Regions from separate parts of the Homo sapiens genome. Here region 2 is linked to region 1. Evidence: chromatin contacts called from ENCODE Hi-C or POLR2A ChIA-PET data. All regions are on one chromosome and are shown on one strand. The core of a region is the stretch at or near the end of the contact, and the rest is flanking DNA. Distances in the headings are between cores, read along the strand shown.

Region 1 (3,362 bases), core at 425-2,924:
ACAGGTTCAAGCGATTCTCCTGCCTCAGCCTCCCCAGTAGCTGGGATTACCGGCACCTGCCACCACTCTCGACTGATTTTTTGTATTTTTAGTAGAGACAGGGTTTCAACATGTTGGCCAGGCGGTCTCGAACTCCTGACCTCAAGTGATCCGCCCGCCTCGAGCCTCCCAAAGAGCTGGGATTACAGGCGTGAGCCACCGCGCTCAGACTAGATACTTAATTTTCTACTAAATCTTATGAAATAGTACTTAAAATGTTCTCTTCATTTTAATATAGAGCTTTTTGCTGACCCTCAAAATACAGATTCTCAATATGGAGAGGTCAAAGGAAGGGACCTTAGAAATCTACTTGAGTTCCTTCATTTGGGGGATGAGGAAAAGATCTGATTAAATATTTAAGATAAAGCTCAAATTTTAAAAAAGAAACTCTGGTCAGCGCTGGCATTTTGAGGAAACAGAGGGGTTTTGTTTTATGTGTGTGAATCTACTGGTGTGTTTAAGTATTAGAATATTTCAAGAGCCATTCTACTGTTGTTATGGCTTTAGAAAGGGGTTGGGCAATCATTAAGAATTCGATTCAAGATTCTAGACCATCAAGAATCCACCTTGAGATCAAACAATACTCTTGATTCGTATCATGCTTTGTAAATGCTGAATCTTCAATAAAGGAACTGTAACAGAATAAACAGGGATGGTCAACGAATCACACACCTACAGCCAATTGGAGACACCACACATATTTTAGGTGCCATTTTGAATAAGGCTAGGGAGCAGCAAGGTCCATTCCCTAAGTAAAAGTGATCCCTGGCCAGTACCCTGGACTGTCAGCAAGCAAACAATACAAGCCCCTGTCAAACGCCAATCAAGAAATGACACCCCGGGGATATGTGTATTCATCTACTTCTGAAAGCTCACACCACGTTTCGGATACAGAAATCCAATGCAACGTTTGATGAAACGAAAACGAAGCAAAAAGGTTTACAATCTGCCTCGGGACAAAACTAAAACTGGTACCAAAGGGGCGGTCGAACAAAGGCAAGGGGCAAGAGAAGGGCGAAGGACGACGAAGGGCGGCGAACGCCGCTTGGCAACCCCAAGAAGGGTCGCTCCATCCCTCCCCTTCTTCCCCGCTCCCTTCCACGGCGACCACTGAGAAGCCCAAAGGAATCTCCCTGCACCTCCAGCCTGGCCCAGCGCCCCAGGACACACCCTCACTTTCACCGCACACCAGGGCAGCGTCAGAAACTATTCTGCAGAGTCACGACTTTGAGAGGCTTCCCCATCTCCACTCCCCCCACCCATCGGTGGCTCAGGGGGACGGCGCTCCCCTGCCACGCAGGGCTCCGACCCAGCCGGGAGAGGGGACGGTGCCTGGGTCATCTCCGCGCCGCCGGCCCCGCGCACCCCACCCCGGCCCCTCCCAGTCCATGCCGGGTGCCCGCCCGTGCAGGCCAGGCCTACGCGGAGGCCTAGCGCCGGTCCGGTGTGCTGCGCGCGAGGCCAGGACAGGGCTCACCGGAGTAGAGCGGCATGGCGGGGCGCGGCGGGAGGCGGCGGCGCAGGAGAGCTGGGCCTGACGAGGGCGGCAAAGGGACGGGGACCAGGAGCAGCTGCGGCGGCGGCCGAGGCGGAGGCGCGGTGGTGGCGGCGGCTTCGGTGCGACGAGTCTCATTCAAACCGGCCACTGGCGATGACGCAGCAACACGCAAAACACCCGTGCAGCTCCGGAGCGACTGCAGCGAGGAGACTGGGCGGCAGGACCGGGGCGGGGCCTAGAGGTGGCGAGAGGAGGGAGGAGGGGGAAGGCGGTGGAGGGGTGGCGGGAAGGAAGGAGGGAGCAAGTGAGGGACGGGCGCGGGGCCCCATCCACCGCAGCAGGTGCGCGCCTGCGCACTGCCGCCCATCGCCCTGCGCGCACTGGCCACGTGGTCCTGGCGCGGCCCAGCCCTGCGGCAGATGAAGTGGGAACTTGGTATCCCACCTGCTGTCTGAGGCTGAGGCGGGAGAATCGCTTGAGCCCAGGAGGTCGAGGCTGCAGTGAGCTGTGATCGTGCCACCGCACTCCAGCCTGGGCGACAGAGCGAGACCCTGCCTCAAAATAAAATAAATAAAATTAGTGGTTGTAAAGTCAGAGGTGTTTTGAAACCCAGCTGTTACTAGCTAGCTGTATGATGTCTGCAAACCTCAGTTTTCTTTTCACCCACACCTCATTTTATTGCGTTCTATATATATATATTTATATATTTTTATATATTTATATATTTTTATATATTTATATATATTTATATATTTATATATATTTATATATATATATATATAAATTGAAGGTTTGTGGCAACCCTGGGTTAGTAAGTCCATCAGTTCTGTTTTTCTAACAGCATGTGCTCACTTCGTGTCTCTGTGTCACATTTTGGTAATTCTCACAATATTTTGAACTTTTTAAATACTATTATATCTGTTCCAGTGATCTATGATTACTATTTTAGTTGTTTTGGGGTGCCACTAACCACCCCCGTGTAAAACAGCTAACTCCAATGTTTTGTGTATTCTGACTGCTCTGGCAACAAGTCTTTTCCCACAAGGGTTCAAGGCTTGAGTTCAGGACACAACTGCAGGTGTGGTGGCAATAGCAAGAGAACTAGAATTAGAAGTGGAGCCCACAGATGTGACTGAATTGCTGCAATCTCAAGACAAAGCTTTAATGGGCAAGGAGTCGCTTCTTATGGATAAGCAAAGAAAGTGGTTTCTTGAGATGGAAACTACTCCTGGTGAAGACGCTGTGAACACTGTTGAATGACAACAAAGGATTTAGAATATCATAAACTATGGAACTGTTGATAAAACAGCAGCAGAATTTGACAGGATTGACTCTAATTTTGAAAGAAATTCAAATTTGAAAGTTCTTCTGTGGGTAAAATGCTGAACAGCACTGCATGTCACAGGGAAAACTTTCATGAAAGGAAGAGTCAATCGACGTGGCAGATTTCATTATTGTCTTATTTTAAGAAATTGCCACAGCTACCCCAAACTTTAGCATCCACCGCTCTGATCAGTCAGCAGCCATCAACATTAAGGCAAGCCCTCTGCCAGCAAAAAGATGATGATTCACTGATAGCTCAGATGATCCTTAGCATTTTTTAGCAGTAAAGTTTTGTTTGTTTGTTTTGAGACAGGGTCTCACTCTGTCACCCAGGCTGGAGTGCAGTGACGCAATTACGGCTCACTGCAGCCTCAACCTCCCAGCTCAAGCTATCCTCTCACCTCAGCCTCCTGAGTAACTGGGACCACACACGGCTAATTTTTTTTGTATGTTTTGTAAAGACGGGATTTCGCCATGTTGCCCTGGCTGGTGTTGAACTCCT
Region 2 (3,362 bases), core at 366-2,865, 670 kb before region 1:
TTGTTCGATTTATCACTAGTTATTGTTGTTGATCTCTTCTGTGCCTCATTTATAAATTAACTTTTATCATAGGGATATGTGTGTGTCTATATCTACAAAAAACCGCAGTATCTATAGAGTTTGGTACTGTAGCGATTTCAGGCATCCACTGGGGATCTCAGAATGTATTCTTCACAGACAAGGAGGGACTACTGTATTATTATATGGAGGTTAACCACACTATTAGCAATAGAATTATAATAAAAACTTTCAAAAACATGGCGAAGCTGGTAATAATGTGCCTAACATCCTACAGCACCTCCCTATTGTCGACAGAAAGAGTCAAACTTTCTAAAATATGTGAAGAGTTTTATTCTGAGCCAAATATGAGTGACCATGGCCCATGAGACAGCCCTCAGGAGGTCCTGAGAACATGTGCCCAAGGTGGTCGGGGTGCAGCTTGGTTTTATACATTTTAGAGGGGCATGAGACATCAATCAAATACATTTAATAAATACATGGGATTGGTCCAGAAAGGTGGGACAGCTCAAAGCTGGGGCTTCCAGGCTATAGGTGAATTTAAACATTTTCTGGTTGACAATGAGTTTACCTTGTCTGAAGACCTGGGATTGGGCTGGGCGCAGTGGCTTATGCCTGTAATCCCAGCACTTTGAGAGGCTGAGGCAGGCAGATCACGAGGTCAGGAGTTCGAGACCAGCCTGACCAACACAGTGAAACCCCATCTCTACTAAAAATACAAAAATTAGCTGGGCATGGTGGCGGGCACCTGTAATCCCACCTACTTGGGAGGCTGAGGCAGGAGAATCGCTTGAACCTGAGAGATGGGGGTTGCAGTGAGCCGAGATCATGCTACTGCACTCCAGCCTGGGCAACAGAGCGAGACTGTGTCTCAAACAAACAAACAAACAAACATCCAAAGTGGCCGTCACTAAATGCTAATAAACACTAGAGGGCACAATTGAGTTGTGGAAAATTTCAGCCAATATTGCAAATGAAACAAGGTATGGACTCTAGCAAAAATTAATACACCAGAAAAATGGGTAGTGAAAATCATAAGCTTTGAAAACAATTGCTTTCTTTGTAAATCTGTTGATTAACCTTAGCCCTTTGAGATAATTGAATTAAAGTAGACTTAACACTTTAAATTTAATACCAAGCCAATACTGTATTCCAAAAATAAAGCATAGATACATTGACAAATAGGACTACTTACATCAAAAAACTAGTGGGGGTGTTCTCAGTGTTAAGAGTCAGTTTCTGTCTGAATTTTTCTTTCTTTAGATATTCCTGTCTTCTGGCAATGACGGTTTGGCCATGGAATTCACACTCATTCTAAGCTGGCCACTTGAGAAAGCTTGAAATTTCTAAGGTTTTGTTATTGTAAGAGGTGACCAGATGTTCCAAACATCAAGCTATACAGGAAGCTCTCCACCCACTCCAAATGTCATGCTGAGTTCTCAACAGACTTCCGTTTCCCGTTTCCTTTTTCCCCTCTCTCTGATTTTTTTCTTCAAAGTCTATTCAAAAGCTGCTGCCAAAACCATCTTCCTCTATTGTTGTTCTGATGACATCATTCCCTTCCCCAGCTCCCCTTGTCTTTGGTCTCATGACCACAGTTTGCCTTCATTTCCTTGGGCTGCCACTGTGCCTGCCTCTACCTCCTTTCCCCCTGATTTCCCGCTGCTTCTCACCAACTGTGACGCAGGATTATCACTGCTGATGTCCCAGTGCTGAGGTATCTATTATCTTCTAACAAAGAAGAGTATTCCCATTCCACTACCCAGACTTTCCCAGGTCTCTTCTAAACTCATTTTATTTATGTATTCATTGCTCACGAGTATACTAAGCACCTTCTGCATGTGTTCTAGGTACTAGAGGAGAGAGAGAGAGAGAGAAGAAGAAAAGACATAATCTTTTTTTTCTCTCTTTATGCCAGCTGCTCTGGCCAGCTTAAAAAAAGACAATCTTTAAGATCAAAATTGCCAGGAAGCCATTTAAGTTGGGGCTTTTGGAAACCAACTAGAACTTACTCTCCCTTAGAACCTGAAGGAATGAGTAGCAGGAGAAAATTATACAATGATACAAAATAACTATACCATTCGGGATAGTAGATTTGGGATAATTCTAATCATTTCATCACCTTGAGACAGGGTCTTGCTCTGTCACCCAGGCTGGAGTGCAGTGGTAGAATCACAGCTCACTGCAGCTTCAACCTCTCGGGCTCACGCGAGCCTCTCACCTCAGCCTCCCAAGCAGCTGGGACTACAGTCATGTACCACCACACCCTGCTAATTCTTTTTCTTGCCCAAGCTGGTCTCAAACTCTTGAGCTCAAGCAGTCCGCCTGCCTCGGCCTCCCAAAGTGCTGCAAGTACAGGCTTGAGCCACCTCGTTTGGCCTCTAGCTCAGTAATTAATCTGACACTTGGTGACTGGCATACTGGTTTGCATTTCTCATTCCTCAGTTTCCTCGCCTGTAAAATGGGGGTAGTGACATCTACCTATTCATCTTTTAAGATTGTTATACGGATCAAATGTGATAATAAAATAATTTGAAAAATATAAAGTATTATTTGGCATAACGTAATATTATATTTGTGCCACTGAAATCTAAATATGTCATGATGCAAACATACTGTATATTTTATTGATTGAGTCAACCATCATGTCTTGTTTAGTTGTTCATAGAAACTATTTTAGAATGAAAGGTTAAAAAGGCAACATAATTAAGAAACACAAAGGAAAAGAAGACATTTGACTTCTGCTATTATAACTTCTCCAAAGTTTCATTTCAAATCAAATAAACATTTTTGCATAAATAAAACTTAGTTGTTCTTAAACTTTGTATATTAAAAATATACAGATTTTCGGCCAGGCGTGGTGGCTGATGTCTGTAATCCCAGCACTTTGGGAGGCTGAGGCGGGTGGATCACCTGGGATCAGGAGTTCGAGATCAGCCTGATCAACATGGAGAAACCCCATCTCTACTAAAAACACCAAATTAGTCAGGCGTGGTGGTGCATGCCTGTAATACCAGCTACTCGGGAGTCTGAGACAGGAGAATCGCTTGAAGCCGGGAGGTGGAGGTTGCGGTGAGCCTAGATCACGCCATTGCATTCCAGCCTGGGCAACAGAGCCAGACTTCGTCTCAAAAAAAAAAAAAATATATATATATATATAATATATATATACACACACACACAGATTTTCTTATAGGGCTACAGAATTTAGATACATAACTTATGTTTTTCTCAGAGACAACAATACTAAATATTCTTTTTTTTTTTTTTTTTTTTTTTTTGAGACGGAGTCTCGCTCTGTCGCCCAGGCCGGACTGCGGACTGCAGTGGCGCAATCTCGGCTC

Evidence for each region. A loop is a pair of places that touch in the nucleus more often than their neighbours do. ChIA-PET counts read pairs that join two places held with the same protein, here RNA polymerase II (POLR2A). Pooled maps may share reads with other maps.
Region 2: a loop to region 1 is called in a pooled map, with 5 times the contacts of the local background. The contact joins the enhancer-like site here to the promoter of USP14 in region 1. A Hi-C loop is called at or near these places in 1 of 37 single-sample maps with no recorded cell type and 6 of 50 pooled maps. POLR2A ChIA-PET finds 5 or more read pairs at or near these places in 2 of 52 experiments (HepG2 and OCI-LY7).

Annotation. Positions count from the first base shown.
Region 1 is chr18:156,869-160,230 of GRCh38, reverse strand. It overlaps USP14 (ubiquitin specific peptidase 14), which reads right to left and starts at 1,674. Exons shown (of 16, transcript NM_005151.4): 1 at 1,517-1,674. The coding sequence starts at 1,532. LOC105371951 (a long non-coding RNA gene) reads right to left here. Exons shown (of 4, transcript XR_935081.2): 4 at 2,062-2,088. RefSeq lists silencers at 1,283-1,462, 1,733-2,002.
Region 2 is chr18:828,709-832,070 of GRCh38, reverse strand. No RefSeq gene overlaps it. Among named protein-coding and RNA genes, the nearest start is that of YES1, 18 kb to the right of the region's middle. RefSeq lists an enhancer at 1,181-1,747. Within about 2 kb of position 1,615, at least 7 of the 41 ENCODE cell types and tissues checked have a DNase peak (open chromatin) inside an H3K27ac peak, as active enhancers do.